7 separate regions of the Homo sapiens genome follow, and all the other regions are linked to region 1. A link is a contact called in ENCODE Hi-C or POLR2A ChIA-PET data. All regions are on one chromosome and are shown on one strand. Each heading gives the region's core, a stretch centred on a gene start or an enhancer-like site at or near the end of the contact. The rest is flanking DNA. Distances are from core to core; before and after follow the strand shown. Region 1 holds the start of COQ8A (coenzyme Q8A). Region 2 holds the start of H2AC25 (H2A clustered histone 25). Region 3 holds the start of LBR (lamin B receptor). Region 4 holds the start of LINC02765 (long intergenic non-protein coding RNA 2765). Region 5 holds the start of IBA57-DT (IBA57 divergent transcript). Region 6 holds the start of SRP9 (signal recognition particle 9). Region 7 holds the start of ARF1 (ARF GTPase 1).

Evidence for each region. Hi-C counts contacts between places; a loop is a spot of excess contacts on that map. ChIA-PET counts read pairs that join two places held with the same protein, here RNA polymerase II (POLR2A). Pooled maps may share reads with other maps.
Region 2: a pooled map shows a loop between it and region 1 (8-fold over the local background). The contact joins the promoter of H2AC25 here to the promoter of COQ8A in region 1. A Hi-C loop is called at or near these places in 8 of 50 pooled maps. POLR2A ChIA-PET finds 5 or more read pairs at or near these places in 2 of 52 experiments (CD8-positive, alpha-beta memory T cell and naive thymus-derived CD8-positive, alpha-beta T cell).
Region 3: a pooled map shows a loop between it and region 1 (36-fold over the local background). The contact joins the promoter of LBR here to the promoter of COQ8A in region 1. A Hi-C loop is called at or near these places in 2 of 37 single-sample maps with no recorded cell type and 9 of 50 pooled maps. POLR2A ChIA-PET finds 5 or more read pairs at or near these places in 1 of 52 experiments (CD4-positive, alpha-beta T cell).
Region 4: a pooled map shows a loop between it and region 1 (8-fold over the local background). The contact joins the promoter of LINC02765 here to the promoter of COQ8A in region 1. A Hi-C loop is called at or near these places in 6 of 50 pooled maps. POLR2A ChIA-PET finds 5 or more read pairs at or near these places in 2 of 52 experiments (CD4-positive, alpha-beta T cell and GM10248).
Region 5: a map of CD4-positive, alpha-beta memory T cell shows a loop between it and region 1 (18-fold over the local background). The contact joins the promoter of IBA57-DT here to the promoter of COQ8A in region 1. A Hi-C loop is called at or near these places in 1 of 168 maps with a recorded cell type or tissue (CD4-positive, alpha-beta memory T cell), 1 of 37 single-sample maps with no recorded cell type and 10 of 50 pooled maps. POLR2A ChIA-PET finds 5 or more read pairs at or near these places in 2 of 52 experiments (A673 and HepG2).
Region 6: a map of naive thymus-derived CD4-positive, alpha-beta T cell shows a loop between it and region 1 (12-fold over the local background). The contact joins the promoter of SRP9 here to the promoter of COQ8A in region 1. A Hi-C loop is called at or near these places in 1 of 168 maps with a recorded cell type or tissue (naive thymus-derived CD4-positive, alpha-beta T cell) and 7 of 50 pooled maps. POLR2A ChIA-PET finds 5 or more read pairs at or near these places in 1 of 52 experiments (CD4-positive, alpha-beta T cell).
Region 7: a loop to region 1 is called in a map of gastrocnemius medialis, with 4 times the contacts of the local background. The contact joins the promoter of ARF1 here to the promoter of COQ8A in region 1. A Hi-C loop is called at or near these places in 4 of 168 maps with a recorded cell type or tissue (CD4-positive, alpha-beta T cell, HepG2, gastrocnemius medialis and 1 more), 3 of 37 single-sample maps with no recorded cell type and 12 of 50 pooled maps. POLR2A ChIA-PET finds 5 or more read pairs at or near these places in 3 of 52 experiments (A549, CD4-positive, alpha-beta T cell and PC-9).

The regions. Positions count from the first base shown.
Region 1 is chr1:226,938,971-226,941,698 of GRCh38, forward strand. COQ8A (coenzyme Q8A) reads left to right here and starts at 1,324. Exons shown (of 15, transcript NM_020247.5): 1 at 1,324-1,429. RefSeq lists enhancers at 1-685, 420-469, 660-759 and silencers at 1,030-1,339, 1,390-1,549.
Region 2 is chr1:228,456,395-228,459,122 of GRCh38, forward strand. H2AC25 (H2A clustered histone 25) reads right to left here and starts at 1,479. Exons shown (of 1, transcript NM_033445.3): 1 at 970-1,479. The coding sequence starts at 1,423. The coding sequence ends at 1,031. H2BC26 (H2B clustered histone 26) reads left to right here and starts at 1,709. Exons shown (of 1, transcript NM_175055.3): 1 at 1,709-2,164. The coding sequence starts at 1,736. The coding sequence ends at 2,116. RefSeq lists enhancers at 1,602-2,188, 2,189-2,728.
Region 3 is chr1:225,426,658-225,429,385 of GRCh38, forward strand. LBR (lamin B receptor) reads right to left here and starts at 1,381. Exons shown (of 14, transcript NM_002296.4): 1 at 1,297-1,381. RefSeq lists enhancers at 1-463, 464-1,135 and a silencer at 968-1,797.
Region 4 is chr1:225,466,404-225,469,131 of GRCh38, forward strand. It overlaps LINC02765 (long intergenic non-protein coding RNA 2765), which reads right to left and starts at 1,369. Exons shown (of 3, transcript NR_187303.1): 1 at 786-1,369. RefSeq lists enhancers at 1-33, 722-1,021, 1,072-1,331, 1,462-1,741.
Region 5 is chr1:228,164,164-228,166,891 of GRCh38, forward strand. IBA57-DT (IBA57 divergent transcript) reads right to left here and starts at 1,349. Exons shown (of 2, transcript NR_103540.1): 1 at 1,311-1,349; 2 at 1-329. It overlaps IBA57 (iron-sulfur cluster assembly factor IBA57), which reads left to right and starts at 1,641. Exons shown (of 3, transcript NM_001010867.4): 1 at 1,641-1,994. The coding sequence starts at 1,654. LOC124904534 (a long non-coding RNA gene) reads left to right here. Exons shown (of 2, transcript XR_007066913.1): 2 at 1-1,019. RefSeq lists an enhancer at 1,226-2,128 and a silencer at 1,233-2,272.
Region 6 is chr1:225,776,464-225,779,191 of GRCh38, forward strand. SRP9 (signal recognition particle 9) reads left to right here and starts at 1,363. Exons shown (of 3, transcript NM_003133.6): 1 at 1,363-1,549. The coding sequence starts at 1,478. RefSeq lists enhancers at 356-1,116, 863-1,082, 1,333-1,702.
Region 7 is chr1:228,081,363-228,084,090 of GRCh38, forward strand. It overlaps ARF1 (ARF GTPase 1), which reads left to right and starts at 1,346. Exons shown (of 5, transcript NM_001658.4): 1 at 1,346-1,403. RefSeq lists silencers at 643-772, 783-1,602, 1,633-1,732.

The sequences.
Region 1 (2,728 bases), core at 74-2,573:
GTTCACATTATTGAAGCCACATGTTGCGATAAAGGGAGCAGGTAGGGCAACAGTTATGTATTTGGCGCTCAGTAAATCGGCACTTTACACAAGATAAGGTGAACATAGAGTGGAGATACTTCACCTTTAATCTGTAGCTATCTGCTTAGGAACAAAAGGAAAGGCAGTTGCATGACTCAGCTTTCAGTTTAATTTTTTTTCCTTTTGGCAGAGTGAATTTTCGTTTCACAATACCAAAAAAAAAAAAAAAAAAAAAGCGGGGGGAGGCTCAGAATAAGGAACAATCCTTTGGCTTGAGTATTTCATTTCATGAAAAACTAAATTGTTATTTCTTTTTTCCACAAGAACGATTAACAGAGCTGCAGACCAGTGTTTGGGGTCATCTGAGTGGAAATTGTCGAGCCGACTTTGGCTCATACGTTCCTTTTCTCGTTAAGGAGGGAGTGACGGGGCAAATCTGCGTGCTGCTGGTGGCGGTGCCTCCCAGGGCTGCTCGGCGGGGACGCCGAGGGCTGCACCCGAGCTCCATCCCGTGTTGGCTGCGCGCCCTCCAAAACCCCGGCTGTCAGCGACTGCGGGCACCTGCACGCCGACGAGACCGGCGGGCGGACAGCGACTCCGGTGAGGGTACTATCTCTCTACCCTCGGGGCGCGGGTGGCAGAGGCTTCCTGTTTTGAGGATGGCGCCACACAAAACAAGCATCCTTAGCCTGAAGGGCCCCGGCCGAAGGGCCGGAAGTGGAAGTGCGCGGCCTTGCCCGCCGCGTTTCCCCTCCTCGGAGTGCTTTTTGTGGACCCTGGGCAAGGGGCTCTTGCTACATAGAGAGGAGCAAAGAACAGGCATCGCCCGGTCCTTAAAGCGGCGGCACCCTCCACGCCCCGCAGTCGCGTCTGCTTGGTCCACAGCCTCCCCTCCCAGGCCCGCGCAGAGGCCCAGCAAGCACCAGTCTGGAGGCAACAAGCACGCAGGGGTGCCTTTGCGGCCACGCACACTGCATCGCAGTGAAAAAGGCTCCCGTTCTCAAGGCGCATGCGCGCAGGCCAGCAACTCCAAAGCCAGGCCTCCAGCCCCGGTTTGCTAGAGAGAAAGGTAGCCGGGAGGTGGGGAAAAGGAGAACAGGAGGGCCCTGTCCGCTAAGGTAGCCTCCCATTGGCTCCTCTTGCTCCGCTCTCGGTCGCGATTGGCTACGGGCCGGGAGCACGGGCCGAGCACGCTCCCACGCGCAGAGCGGCATTCGGCAGGCGGACGGCGGTGCAGCCAATGGGAGCGGCCCGCGGGGCGGGGCTTGTGAGCTGGGGCTCCCCCGGAGCGGGCGAGTTGGTAAACAGATCCGGAGCGCGTGGCGGGCGTCAGCGCGGTGGCCAGCGCGCAGAGGCGGGCGCGGAGGCGGCTAGAAGGTGACCGCGGATCCCAGCTTCCTGCAGCCAGGTAAGGCTGCCACCCGCCGGCCCGCCGCGTGCCCAGGCGCCGTCTGGCTGCGGCCAGAGCTGGGGTCAACACCCACCTCAGCCCTTCTTGCATTCTCTTCATGTGACAGCGCAGCTTCCCCGCGAGTTTCGCTGGCCGCGAGCCTCAGGTCCGGACGCAGTGGGGGCGCCTCAGTTGCAGGGTGGGTCCTCTGCAGCCGTCTCACGTCCCTGGGTCCACCTCAGCCCCTCGTTCCTGCTTCGGGGAGGAGACGAGGGCCACGTGCAGAGCCTTGGGTCCCTGGAACACGCCCGCTGCTTGCCCGACCGCCTTCCCGCTGCCGAATGCCCGTTGCCCATGCCCTTTGGTCGCCAATACAGCTTTGATGCTTCGCTTTCTAATAATGTTGTTCTTCACTCCCAGACCCCCTTGCACTGTGTGTCTGGGGCTCTAGGCTCGTTGCCGCTGGCTGCAGGTTTGGGTGAGAACTTTGACTTCCTTGGCTGGAGCCAGCTGTTGGGCTTCGCAGGTGGGAATTTTGTGTGAACTTGGGACAGGGGATCCTTTTTGATCCTTTCTTCCTTTCGCTTTTCTTTGGCCTTTCCTCTTCTCCAAACTCTGGGGGGTCTTGTGAGTGGTTTGGGCTTACTCCCCTAAACTCGAACCTTTCCGAGGCTCATTCTCACCCATTGCACAGAGGTAACAGCCCCTCTGCCAAACCCTCTTTGGGCGATGGGGAGTGCTGCAGGGGCAGGTTTGGGTGTTGGGACTCCCCATTTGGGTGAGAGATGTCAGGTTCCTGAAGGGTGAGAGGCTTGTGTGCAGTCTTCCAGCCTGAGTCGGGCCTACAGCCTGTTGAAAAACTTGTGCACGTTCACTTGGGCCTTGGATCTACGTGACAGGATTGAGTAGCTGGTCATGCCAGGCCTACCTGATTGCCAAAGGATTTGAACATTCCTTGATGCCAGCCTGCCAGTTGTCACGCTGTGGATGGGTAGGTCATCCTGGCAGGAGGGCTCTTGGGAGACTCTTCTTTTGGAGGAAGGCCTTTCTCCCGAGGAGAGACAAAAGGGGAGCTACAGGAGCAGCATCTGTAAGACTCAGGCGGCTGGGTGCGGTGGCTCACGCCTGTAATCCCAGCACTTTGGGAGTCCGAGGCGGGTGGATCACCGTAGGTCAGGAGTTCGAGACCAGCCTGGCCAAAATGGTGAAACCCCGTCTCTACCGAAAAAAAAAAAATACGAAAATTAGCCGGATGTGGTGGCGGGCGCCTATAATCCCAGCTACTCAGGAGGCTGAGGTGGGAGAATTGCTTGAACC
Region 2 (2,728 bases), core at 229-2,728, 1.5 Mb after region 1:
TGATTTTGTGGCAAACATTTTTTAAGGGATTATCGTGGATTAAATCAATGAACCTCTCTCCTCCAGGATTTAGGGGCTATTAACACAGCCATTTCAGTTAATTTGCCTGGAGGTCTCCGACGCTCTTAAACCCTCCATTTTATAAGGAAAAATGTAGTTACAAACCGTTATTTTCCTAAAGTCCACATGTATCATCATTCATCTGGTTCTAACAATACTCATTTTAAATTTGCTTAACTCGCAAATTTAGTTTTCCTTTTCAAAAACAGTGTACAAATTATTTTGTTCTCCAATTTTAGCAATCAATTTAAGGGGATCTTTGATTAATGTTTGACCAACCCGAATTAAACAAACTAAATTCCTTTAAATAATTATCCTATTCCAAATTAAGTCTTCTTAAAAGGTTTATACCTTTCAGCATCTACTAATCTGGTTCCTTTTAAGTACTGAAACTTTCCTCATGACCTTTAGAATTCCCAGCCAAATAAATTAAATCTTAACACTGGTGGAGCTCACATTGTTAAAACTTAGCAATTTAAATAGAAATCCATAGACTTACTCTTCAGAATTAAAGTGCAAACTACTTAGAGATCATAAATACTTTTAATATCAGATAAATCATTAAGAAATTGCATTCTGTACTTGATGACCACACGGGAACCTTGCTAGAGTCAAGAGAACTTGTCACTAGTAATTATGAAGACACCTTTACGGTGAGCGTTATTAAAACCCTACTAGAGGTTTTGGGTGGGACTCAAGAGCAAGGGGTGGCCACCTGTGGACGAGGGTTCCCTGTTGTTAACAGAACACGTTGCCCACCTCGCAAGTATGCAGCCCAATCAGTCCCCAGGGTCTCGGTTCCCGTTGCGCCCTTCCCCATGGCCACTGCGCTCATTCATGAGCCTAGGGTGATCAGGCCTCCGGCCTATAAAGAACTGCAGGATCAGTGCGGCTCTTTTCTCGAGATAGTAGGTGGCTCTGAAAAGAGCCTTTATGTCCATCAAAGGGGCCCCGGGGGCGGCGGGCGGCCTCACTTGCCCTTGGCCTTGTGGTGGCTCTCCGTCTTCTTGGGCAGCAGTACGGCCTGGATGTTGGGCAGGACGCCACCCTGCGCGATGGTCACGCGGCCCAGCAGCTTGTTGAGCTCCTCGTCGTTGCGGATGGCCAGCTGCAGGTGGCGCGGGATGATGCGCGTCTTCTTGTTGTCGCGCGCCGCGTTGCCGGCAAGCTCCAGGATCTCGGCAGTCAAGTACTCGAGCACCGCGGCCAGATAGACCGGGGCGCCGGCGCCCACGCGCTCCGAATAGTTGCCCTTGCGGAGCAACCGGTGCACGCGGCCCACGGGGAACTGCAGCCCCGCGCGCGACGAGCGCGACTTAGCCTTGGCGCGCGCCTTGCCACCCTGCTTACCACGACCGGACATTTCCGAGTCAAGGAAAAAAGACAACGGCAACCGAAAAGCGAGACTAAAAACAAGAGGGCAGTGAAGGCCAGCGAGCCCTTATGTATGGTACAGAGGTAGGCTAGACCGCGGCGTTCGATTGGATGGCTATGGTAGCCAATCAGAAAAAGAACCTGGCACTCCTAATTTGCGTATTCCTTTCCCAGCGATGACGTAGAACAACGTTTGATCCAATCAGAAGTGAGCAAATCCTGAGCCTTCATTTGAATACAAAACGTACAAATAGAGTTACTCCGAGCGCCGCGCGTTTCTGTTTGGAGAGACTCAGCCATCATGCCAGACCCGTCCAAATCGGCTCCTGCGCCCAAGAAGGGTTCTAAAAAGGCTGTCACCAAGGCACAGAAGAAGGACGGCAAGAAGCGCAAGCGCGGCCGCAAGGAGAGCTATTCTATCTACGTGTACAAGGTGCTGAAGCAGGTGCACCCCGACACCGGCATCTCGTCCAAGGCCATGGGCATCATGAACTCCTTCGTCAATGACATCTTCGAGCGCATCGCCAGCGAGGCCTCCCGCCTGGCACACTACAACAAGCGCTCCACCATCACGTCCCGCGAAGTGCAGACGGCCGTTCGCCTGCTGCTGCCCGGCGAGCTGGCCAAGCACGCCGTGTCCGAGGGCACCAAGGCTGTCACCAAGTACACCAGCTCCAAGTGAGGCGTTCCTCGGCGTCCTGAACCCAAAGGCTCTTTTCAGAGCCACCCACACGATCAAGAAAGGGTTTCGAACACGGTGAAGGGTTATGTAACCTAATGTGTCTCCATGCACCCTAGCGGTTGCCGGGTGCGGCCGAATCTGAGCCGTGTGTGTGTGTGTGTGTGTGTGTGTGTGCGCGCGCGCGCCGGCACAGAACGAGAAAAACTGCTCGTTACAGAAATCGGGGTAGAAACTGCTCAGGTGATGTAGCTCAGTAATGTTGGGAGGCGATCAAGGACCCCCTCTCCATCCCCTCCCTCCGCGCAGAGCTATTAACTCACGACGAGATTTCTTTTTTTTTTCTTTCTTTCTTTTTTTTTTTTTTTTTTTCTAGAAGAAGTCTCGCTCTGTCTCTAGGCTGGCGTGCAGTGGCGCAATCTGGGCTCACTGCAACCTCCGCCTCCTGGGTTCAAGCGATTCTCCTGCCTCAGCCTTACGAGTAGCTGGGATTACAGGCACGCCCCACCACGCCTGGCTAATTTTTTGTATTTTTAGTAGAGACGGGGTTTCACCATGTTGGCCAGGATAGTCTCGATCTTCTGACCTGGTGATCCATCCGCCTCTGCCTCCCAA
Region 3 (2,728 bases), core at 131-2,630, 1.5 Mb before region 1:
GGCATAGAGCAAGACGCTCGAATGACGTTGGACAGCTTCCTTTTCACACCTGAGCCCCGGTAGCCCCACTAGGCAAAATGCAAACAGGAACCCCGGGCCTTGCTCCGCGCCCTTTGCTTCATGAAGCAACAGAAAGGCCACCTTCCTGGCTGTAAAGGCAGAAGCGCCTTCTTCCCCATAAACATCCTTGGGCAGCTCATCATTCCCCTCCTGCTCGTTCTTCTCCCTCTTCCCAGGCAGCCTGAGAAACAAAACTTAAACTGGACTTGTTGCCTAATCTAAATTAGGATCCCTCTGCTCTTCTCCGTAGCTCCATCTTCTCCCACACACCAGTTACTACAATGCGTAACTACAGATCTACACGTGTTTACGTGCAAGGTCCCCGGGGGCCTGTTCACCCTGGCACTGCCCAGGCGCCGCGCCTCGCGCTGCAGGTGTCCACGCGCGGACCACGGTATCTACCGCGCCCTCGTGTGAACACCCGACCGGGCCCCGTAATCACTCTGGGAAAGCGCCTTCAACAAAGCCCTCCGAAAGCAAGTGCTTTACTAAGTGCCCCTTGAGGCTACTGGCAGTGCGAGGCTGGCTGTCATTAGAACATTTTTCTGAACCCTCAAAAAGGTGAAAAAGCAGGACCGTGCTTTAGCAGGAACACGCACACCCGCCTAAATACCCGATTTTTGAGACTGTCCGGGCGAAGGAATTCAACGCATAGGAGCGAGCAGCCATGCAGTGTGCCTGGAGAATCACCAAACCGCGACGACCACGACCCTCAAAGCCAGTGACAAGCAGCGCGAATCTAAGCCCACCTCGGCCGCAGACCCTTCCCCGTCCCGCCAGGCCGCCGCGCCCTGTCAGCCTCCTACTGCAGGACCGCGGGGCCGCCTGCTCATCTGTCAGACGGGCGCTCGGAGGGGCCGGGAGCCAGGCTGCGGTGGGGCAGGACAAAGGCGCCCACGAACCCTCCCTGCCGCCGCCGCTCCACAGCCGCGCCGCGCCGCCAACATGGAGGGAAACGTCCGCAGTTTAAAACCCCCAGCTCCATTTCCGCAGCGGGCCCGGCTCGGGCGAGCTCCAGCCTCGCCCGCCGCCGCCCCGACCACCCGACTGGGCCAGAAAAGGCGAGGAGGGGAGGAGACGAGGAGGCGAGGAGAGGAGGGGAAGGCCGCCGCGCCAGGCCCCGCGCCCAGGGTCCCCGGCCCGGCCGCTGCGCCGGCCTCGGGCTTCCTCCCCCAGCGGCCCCTCGAAGAACGCGCCGCGGGGAGCTGGGAGCAGGGCGGGGGTGGAAGCACTCACCTGCGCCAGGTTCCGGCGGTGACACGGACGGCTCCCGGAGAATAGTCGCACAGCAACCCGGCGGCAGATCCACGCGCGCGACGCTACCCGGCCGCGCTCTCGCGCCCCGCAGTCCCGCAAGCCGGGCGCGCGCCTCCCCGGCCCCGCCTCGCGGCGCTTCTCCCCTCCCCTCGCCTCCCCTCCCCACCGGCGAGGCCGCCCGGGGCTCCCATTGGCTCCTCGACCTTTTGAATCATCCCCGGCGCTGTCGATTGGTCGCGCGCCGTGGCGCGTCCGCCCCGCCCCACCCTGCCTGGGGGCGGGGAGGCCGGTGAGCGGGGGAAACCGAGTCTGGCGGGGCGGCCCGGAGCGCGACGTTTGCCACCGCCTTATCTCAGCCGCCCAGGCGCCCTCGCAGCACACGGAGCCCGCGCGCTCCCGCCCTTTCCCTCCCAGCGCTCGCAGCAGTGTTTGGGGTGCCAGGTGGCTTGGCGAACGAGATTTTTTTTTAAGCTACAAAGAAAACTAATACATTCTTGAAGTGATCACCAAAGATCCGAGCTCGAAAGCGTTTCTCGGTAAAACACTATGAGTGCCCTCCTTAGCGTGTTAAAATCCCACAGAAGCCCCTGGACCAAGCAGCGGCATCGAAGGCGAGCAGGGGCGCTTTTGTGTCCGCGGCCGCTGAACCTGCGTAGAAGCGAACCCGGACCGATGCTGGGACCGGCGGCGGGAGGGAGGGGGAAGAATGGCCGAGGGCTCCTACGACTTACGCTGCGAGGAGGGGCTCGGTTGTTACCCGAGATGCTGTCGAGATGCAGTAGAAAATCCCCAACACCGCGGAGCGTGGAACAAGAAGTTTTATGCGTTACACACCGAAACACAACTTGACCTGCAACCTACAAGCCTGGTTTTAATTGAACCCCAAAATGCTGAGTCATGTCATTGTTGACTCCGAATCTGTTACGGATCCTAAGCTTTTTTTTTTCTGCTAGTTTTCATTATCGGTTAGTTGATTTCCTTCCTTTGAGGTCGAGAGTTTAAAGCAGTCCATTGAAGTTCCCTATTTTGCAGTGTGGTTTTAATCAAAGTATTTCTTAACACCCTAACTAGGTATATTTAAGTGAATTGCTATTTTGGAAGCATTATTAAATTGTAATAATGAATAGAACTTTTCATCTATAGCCTAGCTTCAGCTTTCATTTTCTCATAGAACTACAAAACACCCAGGTTTACTTCTTAAAAAAAAAAAAGTGAAAATACATCGAGTTTTCTCAGTCATTCACATGCAGTGTGAATGAGTTCATCAGAGCCTTTCCTGAGAAGTTCTGACATCAAATTGTCATTGCCATCGAATTTGCCCTTGGTGGAGATCTGTGCAACAGAAATGCACATCGCACTCCAAAGTCAGAAAATCTTTTATTTTTGACAAACCCCCAAGTCTCAATTGTCT
Region 4 (2,728 bases), core at 119-2,618, 1.5 Mb before region 1:
AAAAAATTAGCCAGGCATGGTGATGGGCACCTGTAATCCCAGCTACTCAGGAGGCTGAGGCAGGAGAATCGCTTAAACCCAGGAGGAGGAGGTTGCAGTGAGCCGAGATCGCACCACTGCACTCCAGCCTGGGCAACAAGAGCGAAACTCTATCAAAAAAAAAAAAAAAAAAGAAAGAAAGAAAAAAGAAAGGAAGGAAGAAAAGAATGGCTACCCCACAGACAGGGCAGCCCTGAGGGCTGCTGGTTGCCCACTTTTATGGTTATTTCTTGATGATATGCTAAACCAGGGGTGGATTATTCGTGCCTCCCCTTTTTAGACCATATAGGGTAACTTCCTGACATTGCTATGGCATTTGTAAACTGTCACGGTGCTGGTGGGAGTGTAGCAGTGAGGATGACCAGCGGTCACTCTCATGGCCATCTTGGTTTTGGTGGGTTTTGGCCAGTTTCTTTACTGCAACCTGTTTTATCAGCAAGGTCTTTATGACCTGTATCTTGTGCCGACCTCCTATCTCATCCTGTGACTTCCTTAACCATCTAGGAATGCAGCCCAGTAGGTCTCAGCCTCATTTTCCCCAGCCCCTATACAAGATGGAGTTGCTCTGGTTCACACGCCTCTGACACATGCAGTGAGGACCCCTCCCCGCCCAGGAACCCAGTGGATGATTCCTCTCAGGAGGTGCGGCTGGGAATTAATTTAATTTAATCTAGAGAAATGATGTTTGTTTCATGTTCAAATGTTCTGGAGAGGTTACACCAGTGACAGAGGCCCTCTGAACTTACACACACAAAAGGCAACTCATTAGCAGGAAGATGAGAAAGCAGAAAGCGTCTCAAGACAGGAAGCTCGGCTTGGTGTCACCCAAATGTGTCTCCCCTTGACAAATCATCTCCCATGATCTGCCGGTCCCCGGGGAGGACAGGCAAGAGGCGGTGATGGGCTGTCAATGTGCATCTCGGCGTGTGGCAGTTGACAGGGCACCTTCATAGGTTTCTTCTCTGCAACTTCACTGCCACCCCCTCAGAAACTGAGACCCATCGGCGGCCGGCCTGAGGCACCCACAGCTGCAGAGAGCCGGGCACATCCAGGGCCTTGGGTGTGTCTCTCCTCCACTGTGGTGGAGGCTCCCCTCCACTGTGCCAAGCCCAGGGGGGCTGGCAGTCCCCGTGGGTGTGGCCCAGAAAGACTGGCAGTGTCTGTCCCAGACCTCAGGGCCACAGTCACCAGATAAGCACCCACTGCACTCAAGGCCTCTCTGATCAAGTCCCACGACCAGGCTCTCCAAGTCCTGACACCGCGGAGACCCCCAAAAGAGGAGGATGGAGCAGAGGGCAAGGCTCTCAGCTCCGCGGACTCACACCCAGCTGCAGAGGCAGGGGGAGCCGCCCTTTCTGTGGCCGGGGAAATTGAGGTCACTTCCTGTCTCGCTTCCCTCTCTCTGTGCTGGCTGCATCCTTCAGAAGGGGGGTGGGTGGCTGCAGGGCAGCGCCAGGCAAGGCTGCGGAGAAGCCGGTGCTCCCTGTGTCTAGGATGAAGAACAGAGCAGGGGGCTCCTCGGCGGTGTCGCTTCACCTCTCTTCCTGCTCCTTGATTCTCTCCACCCCCACCACCAGCCCAGGTGGAGGCTCTCGGTGATGAAGGTGCTGGCAGTGAGGGGCCTGCAGAGTCCGCATCTCTCTGCAGCTCAAGGGGCTCTCGGAGGCCACTGGGAGCTGGAGAGGGAGGAGGTCAGAGGCCTACAATTGGTTTTCCTGCTTGGAGAAAGAACAGATAGGAGCTTTCTAGGGCTGCGGCTCCATAAATAGCTCTAACTGTCCCTTCTCTCTCTTTTATGTTCTTTCAAACATGAAGAAAGAAACAAGCTCTAGCAAGGAACTCAAGTTAGACCGGCAAGTATTTGCCAAAGGTTAAGGGGCCAGAAAGCCAGAAGGTGGACACAACCTTAGGGACCCTGGGCCATGAGCCGTGAGACCTCTAGGATCAGCAGGGCCCAACAGGGCCATGCAGGAAGCCCTAGCTTCAAAGCCACAGGCACTGGGGAGTGGGTGGGGGCTCCCCAAAAACCACACGCTGCTCCCCAAACTCCTTTTAGAAGTGCCCCGGAAGACCTGGACCTGGCTGTGCACAAAAGCACCATGCTCTCCTCTGACCAGATCCCTTGGATGAGGTCCTTAAAGACCCCCTGGAGCTCAGTTTCCTCATCAGTAACTGGAGAGGTTTGCACCAGGTGGTCCTTGAGGGGCTCCCCCCAGCTCTGAGCCCACGATGGTGCATTTCATACCCTGGACTGTGTCTGAAAACTTGAGAAGGAGTAGGGAATAGGATAGATGCGAACTGAGCTTCTTGATGGGGTCCCGTACCTACCCCATATTTACTGCACTAGAAGCAGGGCCTGGAATCCACACTTCAACAAGCTCACACTAAAATGGGAGACCGTGCCACGCTGGCCTTTCTGGGGCTCCTCAGCCACGTTTTTGCACCTGCTGTTCTCTCTGTCTCCATTATTTCCCCTAGATCTGCACTGCTGTGTCCCTGATTTCACTCAGATCACTGCCCAATGTCCTCTTCAGAGAGGTCTTTCCTAACTGCCTCCTCTAACAGGTAAACAAGTAATTTTTTAATGTAGGTATGTCCCATGCAATGTTTGGAAAATACCGATACTAAAACATTATTTGTAATTGATCTGAAATTGAAATGTAACTGGACATCTGGTATTATTATTTGC
Region 5 (2,728 bases), core at 99-2,598, 1.2 Mb after region 1:
GCTTGCTGGGACTCTGCACCATAAGGACACATTGAGTAAGTCTTCTTTGGTGCTTTGAGTGGAGGGCAGTGGAGAGGGGAATGTCAACAGGGTGCATGGGCCCCAGGAGGCCAGCAAGGCAGGGATGGCTTGGACCAGGGCAGTCAGACTCTAGGGCTGAAGGCTGCTGGGGCCACCTTGTAGATGTGTCACCTACTACCAGGGAAAGTGGCCACTGTACAGGGCTGCTCAGCAGGGGGTATGGGACATCACTCCTCGAGAAAGCACGGTGGGGTGGATATGTCATAGCAGTGTGTGGTTCCTGCCTAAATTGTCCTCTGTGAGTTCAGCTGTGAAGAGAGGACGAGAGTTATTGGAAGGACGTCCTGTGGTCTGGAAGGACGTCCTGTGGGAGGACAGGCTGGGCTCCAGGGGAGCTTGGAATCCTGCACTGAAGAGGACTATAGACACATGATGGGGGTGACCCTGGCCTGAAAAAAGCAGAAGTTACCAAGGATGTGATTTGAAGCTGTGATTGTGTCTCATCATGTCACACTGATTAGGGGTGCGGAGGGGTTGTGGGCTGGATGGTGCCTGTCCTTATCCGTGGAGACACTTGGGGATGGAGCCTCCTGCCACCTGCAGCTGAAGTCCCAATGGTCCAGCAAATGAAAAAAATGACACAACAGCCACACGTGGACGCTGGCGAACTGGTAGGAAAGAGGAAGCGGCCGGGTGCGGTAGCTCACGCCTGTAATCCCAGCACTTTGGGAGGCCAAAGCCGGTGAATCGCTTGAGCCTAGGAGTTTGAGACCAGCCTGGACAACATGGGGAGACCATTTCTACAAAAAAAATACAAAAATTAGCTGGTGTGGTGGCTAGCGCCTGTAGTTCCAGCTACTCAAGAGGCTGAGGAGGGAGGACTGCCTGAGCTCTGGAGCTTGAGGCCAGCCTGGGCAACATAACCAAGACCCTGTCTTTACAAAAAATAAAAATAAAAATAAAAATAAAAATAAAATGCTGATACATGCTAGACCGTGGATGGACTTTGAGAATACTATGCTGAGTGAAATAAGCCGTCGCAAACGACAAATCCCGTAGGATTCTGCTCCTGTGAGGTCCCTAGAGGAGGCACGCTCATGGAGCCAGAAGGTACAATGGGAGCTCCAGGGCCTCGGGAGTGGGTGTTTAACAGGGAGTTTCAGGTTGGGAGGATGAAGAGGTTCTCGAGATGAGTGACGGTGCCCGACATGGGTGGGTGAAAACGAGGAAGGCCACCGAATGGGACATGGGATGGCGCTTAAGAGGCCGGCAGAAACCTCGTTACCTACCGAGGGTGGAGCCTGCGTGCTGACGGATAGGCCGAGTCCCCGCCCCGAAACACACCCCGCGCACGATGCTCCGCCCCACACGCATGCCCCACCCACCCAGCAGGCACGCTCGCCCCGCCCGCCCCTTCCAGCTCGGGAGGCCCTGCTCCTCACGCACGCACTCTCAGTCGGCCTCAACCGGCGCTGCTCCGCCCCTCAGGCACGCACGTTCCGTTCACCCCTCACGCACGCACTCTGCGCCCGCCCCTTCCCGCCTCCCTCCGGCGGCCACCGCCAGGGGCCGCTGTGGCACCCGCCCCTCCCGCTTCCTTGGGCCCTTCCCGCTGCCCCACTCTTGTCCAAGATGGCGACCGCGGCGCTGCTTCGAGGCGCCACTCCGGGGCGCGGCGGCCCGGTCTGGCGCTGGCGGCTGCGCGCGGCCCCAAGGTGCCGCCTGGCCCACAGCTCCTGCAGTCCTGGTGGCGACCCAACGGCCGGAGCGGCCTGGGCCTGCTTCCGGCTGGACGGGCGCACCCTGCTGCGCGTGCGTGGCCCCGACGCGGCGCCCTTCCTGCTAGGGCTGCTGACCAATGAACTGCCGCTTCCGAGTCCTGCGGCCGCGGGGGCCCCGCCTGCTGCGCGCGCGGGCTACGCCCACTTCCTGAACGTGCAGGGCCGGACGCTCTATGACGTCATCTTGTACGGGTGAGCGCGTGCTGGGAGGGCGCTCGGGGGCGGGCACCCAGGGGAGTGGCCAGGGACCGGCACCCAGGGACAGGGCGGGCGCCCGGGGCCTGCAGAGGGCGTGGGGGGTGGGCACCCGGGGAGGGCCGGGATGGGGTGGAAGCTCAAGGGTGGGTGGGCCAGCGACTGGCACTCAGGGTCAGGCACCCAGGAGATTCCACTTGGGATGGACACCCAGGGGAAGCTCACCCAGGGCCCAGCACCCGGGGGAGGGCACCCAGAGGAGGGCTTGGCTCAACACCCAGGGATGGGTCAGCGACTCATCCAGGGGAGGCCTGGGGGCCAGCCCACCATATCAGAGCAGAGGCGTCTCTAGGTGGGCACCTCCCAAGTGGGCCATCTGGTGACCCTTCTCCCTCCGCAGGGACAAGGGGTTCAGGGGCCCCGCCTGGTGGCAGAGCTGTGTTTCTGAGTGACAGCTTGTGGTGACACTCCCGAGTTCTGTTTACCTTGTGTTTCCCTGTGTCTCCCCATAGCTGGTCACATTGGCATTTGGCTCAGTCATCTGTGCTGACATCACGACTGTCAGTGATGTTCATGCCGGGTCAGGGCCTTGACTGCTTACAGCCTTGGGTTTCCCTTGCCCAGCTTCCAGGGACCTGGATCCCTGAAACCTCCGCCCGGTGGAGTGGATCTGGTTCGCGGCCGCCTGCCTGCTGTCCCTGCTATGGCGGACCCGGTTCTTGTTCTCTTCA
Region 6 (2,728 bases), core at 113-2,612, 1.2 Mb before region 1:
CGATCTTGGCTCACTACATCCTCCATCTCCTGGGTTCAAGAGATTCTCCTACCTCAGCCTCCCGAGTAGAGTAGCTGGGATTACAGGCACCCACGACCAAGCCCAACTAATTTTTTTATTTTTAGTAGAGATGGGGTTTCACGATGTTGACCAGGGTGGTCTTGAACTCCTGACTTCAAGTGATCTGCCCACCTCAGCCTCCCAGAGTGCTGGGATTGCAGGTGTGCACCACCGCTTCCCACCTGTTTTTTTCTAATAGGCTTCCTTATTCATTTCTCACAATGGCTTTTCCAAACCTTCTCCTCAAGGATCCAAACCCATCCTTGCTTCCTCAAAGATCCAAAACCACCCTTCCTATTTACGAAGGTGGTCTCCTGTCTTAGGTGACAAGAAAATGTACCTTCTTGCCCTCGTATCTACATGCTCACCTATACCCTCACCCGACTTTTCCCTCCTCCTCACCCCATCAAAGGCAATAATGCACCTGTTTTTATTCATCTGGGCCTTTGGTCTTCCCCTTCATATTTCCCGAGACCTCGCTTTCTTCTTTCTCTTGTATTTTTTATTTTTCTATCTCTTATGTGTCCTTCTCTAAAAGTTATAAACATGCACAAAATCTTTCCATCTCAAAATATAATACCCTTTACCTGGTGTCCCCTGCAGGCCATCTTCTTTATTTATTTACTTTTGCGCCAGCGTCTTCCTCTGAAGCCCAGGCTGGGTGCGTAGCGCGATCATGGCTCACTGCAGCCTCGGACTCCCGGGCTCAAGCGATCCTCCTGCTTGGAGGATCAGATTTTTTATCCTTGCAGAAGTGATAATATGGCTTCTTCCTCATCTCCTAAACACCAGTCATCTGACATACACTGCAGATCTAAAATGGGCCTACGTGTTCTGCCCTTCCTTGCCTACCTGTTGAGCTTGCACCGCTTCTGTGAGTCTCCCCCCACCCACAAGAGATCCTTCTTCCTTCGCGCTCCACTAACCCGACATAAATGTTTATCATATAAAGTTTTCCGTTGCACTCTTGTGTTTATGTCTCCTGGCTTCTTCACCAAGCTGTGTGACAGCTGGGCCCTGTCGCCTCCTTCCTCGTATATGCAGCGACTATCGCAGAGCCGCTTAATCTTTGTTGAAGGCAGCTGCGGTTCAGCCCTGAGGGCCACGGGACGGACGCCACTCATTCAGCCCTACCGGGGGCGCTGTGGCAGCCGGCATTGGTTGCCGTGCCCTCCGCTTGTCTCGCTCAGCTCTCGAGCCACACGCCCTGGGCTCCGCCCACTCCCTGACAACATCCCTCCTGCCCATTGGGCGAGCATGGACGGGGCTGTCCAATGGAGCGAGGCGTTGGTGCGAGGAGGCGCCGCCATCTTGGGGCTGCTGGGACTCGCGTCGGTTGGCGACTCCCGGACGTAGGTAGTTTGTTGGGCCGGGTTCTGAGGCCTTGCTTCTCTTTACTTTTCCACTCTAGGCCACGATGCCGCAGTACCAGACCTGGGAGGAGTTCAGCCGCGCTGCCGAGAAGCTTTACCTCGCTGACCCTATGAAGGTAAATCGCTGGCGGGGCCGCTGCTTTGGGCCCCAGCCCAGGATGTCTTCCCGCCATCCACTCGGCCCCTGGAGCTTCCCCAGCGCTCCCAGGAGGTGCTGGGAATGAACACAAATGGACCCTGCCAAGTTAATGTTCTGCTCTCTCGTCCCCTTCTTCCCTGATCTAGCGGCCCAGTGAGGCCCTGAAGCTGGCAACAGCCAGGTTCATCTCAGCCCTAAACATTTCTGCAATCGATCTTCCCGCCCCAGTCCCTCAGCTTCCTTTATGGCTTCGGTTGTTTTACGAGTCCCTGAAGCCAGGGCTCCTCCCCCTGCAGCTTCCTGTCCTTTGTCTTGGTTCACTTTTCCTGTACCGCCTAGGCGGTAAGGGTACCTCATGTATATAAAACTGATGATGTTTTTTCTACTACCGCTCAGACATTCTTGAAAGATTCCAATTTGGAAGCATCTGTACCCCCCAGAATATTGGTTCTTAGTATTTTGGGAGTCACAGGCTTTGGGACCATAAGAATAATATTTGCACCTTTCCTCAGAAAAATGGTATAAGTAAATGTATAAGTAAATGTTTGCAAACAATTTTAAGGGATTCATGGACCTCTGAAATACATTCTTAGCCCCCACAAAAATTATAATGGAGGTGGATGTCAGAGGTTAGCTCATTATTAAAAAGCAAAGGAGTCCAAGTGATGGGAGTTTAGCATTCGGGTCTTACTTTTCGTCTCTTGAGGTTTTGGTTATTTTATTGTCATGTCTAAGAATTATTTGAAGCATCTTCGTGTTAATTAAAAGTTCTGCTTCTTTTTAGAACTCAGCATATTGAAGGGATTTTATACTGAAAACCTCAGACCTGGTTATGTATGATGCTTCTTTTGTTTTGTGTTTGTTGTAACTCAGTTATCTCTTTTATGCTGCATTCATTTCCCACTCTCGTGTTACTGACCCCAAGTTAAATTAGGTTCTGTGGGAGACACAAAGGTGAATGAGATTCCGTTCAACCCTTAAGGAGCTGGTATTATTGGAGGGTATTATAGATCCAGTGTATTGTGACTGTATCCCTCGGAGAAGAAAGAAAATTAAAAGCAGATAAAATCTCGGAAAACCGGGGCTCAGGATCTTTTTTTTTTTTTTTCAATAGTTTTATTTTTTTTGAGACGAAATCTCGCACTGTCGCCCGGAC
Region 7 (2,728 bases), core at 96-2,595, 1.1 Mb after region 1:
CAGGGAGAGGCAGCACAACCAGAAGGTTCCACAGGCATCCACAACCCTCCCTGGGGCTTTCCAAGAGTATCTGAGATGCCTGTAGGGTGGGAGACGTCCTTCCCCTAAACAGACAACCCTGCCACAGCTTCACAGAGGTGAGATTTCGGAAGGGAGCCCCAGGCAGAAAAAGGGACTAAATTTGGGGGCAGGAGGGTCACCGCTTTTGGGGACCTTCGTAGCCCCCGCAGGTGCAGCCCTGGGGGAGAGATCTGCCCATCGCAGCCTCCAGAGGCAGTGAGGACGCCCTGCCCAAGGGGCAAGCAACGTAGGTGATGGGGGCAGCAAAGGGGCGCAGGAGGCCTGGGCCAGGCCCAGTGATCCCACCCCTCAGGCCCTGCCCCCGGGCCTCGGCCTGCACAAATCAGGTTGATTCCCGACCTCCACAATACCCAGGGCACTGTGCTGCAGGGACACTTTCCCACAAGCCCAACCCCTCACAGCAGCACAAGGGAAGAGGCAAGAAGACCTGAGGGTGGTGGGCAGAGCCAGGCCTCCAGCACACGGAACACAGAGGGACTGCAACGGTCCTCTGTTCAGGTGCCTGAGAGCGGGATCTCCTCCGCCTCAACTGGATCTCAGCTTAAAGGCCAGCTCATTAGAGACCACTGTGACCTCCCTTCTGGGCGGCCGTCCCCAACCCTGGGCCCCACCCCCACGGCCCCCGCCTCACCCCGGGGTCCCCAGGCCACCTCCTCCTTTGCTTCATCTGCGGCCAGCTCCCCGGCGTCTGCTCCGGGCCCAGGTATGAGCCCGCGCGTCACTGCGGCCGCCGGGGCGCCGAGGCCAGTGCGGGGACACAGCAAGCCTCCCGCCTTCGGACCTTCCGCCGTGGCCCCGCGAGTGCCACAGGTTTCCACAGGGCCGGGGCACGTGGACCCGCGCAGCCTGGGAGCCAGGAACCCCAACCCCGGCGAGGGGCGCCTCGCACCCCCGTCCTCACGCAGTCCCCGAGGCCTCCCGGTGACTGCCGGGTGTGGGAGGAGGAAGGTGGCAACCAGCCCCGCAGCTCCAGTTGCTGCAGGAGCCCCCCGGGCCTCAGTCTCCAAATACGCCAAACGGGCGGGAGTGAGCCACAGGCTGTCTTCGCGGAAGACTCACAGGCGCAGGCGCAGACGGGTGCGCGCCCCTAGGGTGCGCGCGAGCTAAGACCGCGGCCCGGGGCAGGGTGTCCCCGGCCCCGCCCCCTGCAGCCCTACCGGAGCCAGCGCGCCTGCGTCGCGGGCGCACGGTGGGCGGAGTTCCCGGCGTCTCCGCCCCTTACCCGGCGTGCCCCGCGCCCGGAGGCGCTGACGTGGCCGCCGTCAGAGCCGCCATCTTGTGGGAGCAAAACCAACGCCTGGCTCGGAGCAGCAGCCTCTGAGGTGAGGGCGAGGGGCGCGGGCCGGTGTGGGCCGCAGAGACGTTGGAGCCGGCGGGGGCTGGGGACTGGCCTCGGGGCGACTTGAGGTTCGCGAAGGGCACGTCGACCCCCGCGGCGGCGGCGGCGACAGGGCCGGGCCGGGGGCGGACGCAGACGGGCCGGGCTGAGGCTGGGGCCCGGCCGGAGTCGGGGCTGGGCGGACGGGCGGGTCGGTGAGCTCCTCGCACCCCTCACAGGTTCCCGAAGTCGCTCGCGGCCGCTTGTCCTCCTCTGCCTGTCCCTGCCCCCGCCCGTCGCCCGGAAGTCCGCTTGGACGCCGGGCTCTTCTCCAGGAAACCTGGGCTTCCTGCTTCCCTCGCCTCTGCCTTTCTCGTTTCCCGAGGCCGCCCGCGCGTGGACGGTTGGGATTAGCGGCCGCGGGGGCCGGTGGGGGTCGTGGGGCCTCCCCCACCCGAGTACAGGCGAGCGAGCGGCATCCGGGCGGACCCCCGCCTCGGGGACCGGGAAACTGAGGCTCGGGCGGCCTGAGACGCCGTCAAGGTCATGTAGGTGGTGGGGGCTTGCATCTTCGCCTCCCGACTCCATCCAGTTCGTGTTTGCTGTGAAGACGGTACCGGGTCAGGGGTGGTGAGAGCGGGCGGGCAGGTGGACAGGAACCCCGTGCCCTTCCCTGTCTGCTGAACGGAATGCGTGGACCTCCGGGGGAGCCCAGAGTGCCTCCCTTCACACCAGTGAGACGCAATTTGGGGTCAGCACTCAGGGCACCGGTGGCCTCCAGAGGGCCGGTCGATCTTCGCTTTAACTCCAGGGTGGTTTCCTTGACGTTGTCGGCAGTAGATAAGAAGGCCTCTTCTGAGCTGGTGAATCTTTAACCTACCTGAATCTTTAACCTGCCTGCGGAACGACCTGCTCGCAGACTCTAGGCCGCAGAGGCCGGCCCCAGCGCTCTCTCGGAGCACAGCCTGGGTGGTTACGGCGTGTGAGATTGGGGCTGGACAGCCGTGCGCACCTAGAGTGTTAAATAACCATTCCGACGGCACCTCCTGGCACTCCCTTTCAGTCCAGGCAGCCAGTTGCTGCTTTGCAGGAATTGAGCAGAAATGCACTCGGAATCGCGGGCAGGAAAAGAAGGGAGGTCGGAGGCTTTGGATGGTCCCCGAAGTCGCCGCCTAGTTGAGAGCTGTAGAGTTGGTGCCACTGCCCCTGTTGGAGTGGGCAGTTGTAGTTCTTGTTTCAGAACTAGTGGTCAGCAGTTTTCTTTGCCGGCTGTTGCAAGGCTGGTGGTTCTGGCGTTTTCCGCAGTGTGTTGGGAGGAGTGTGAGATGC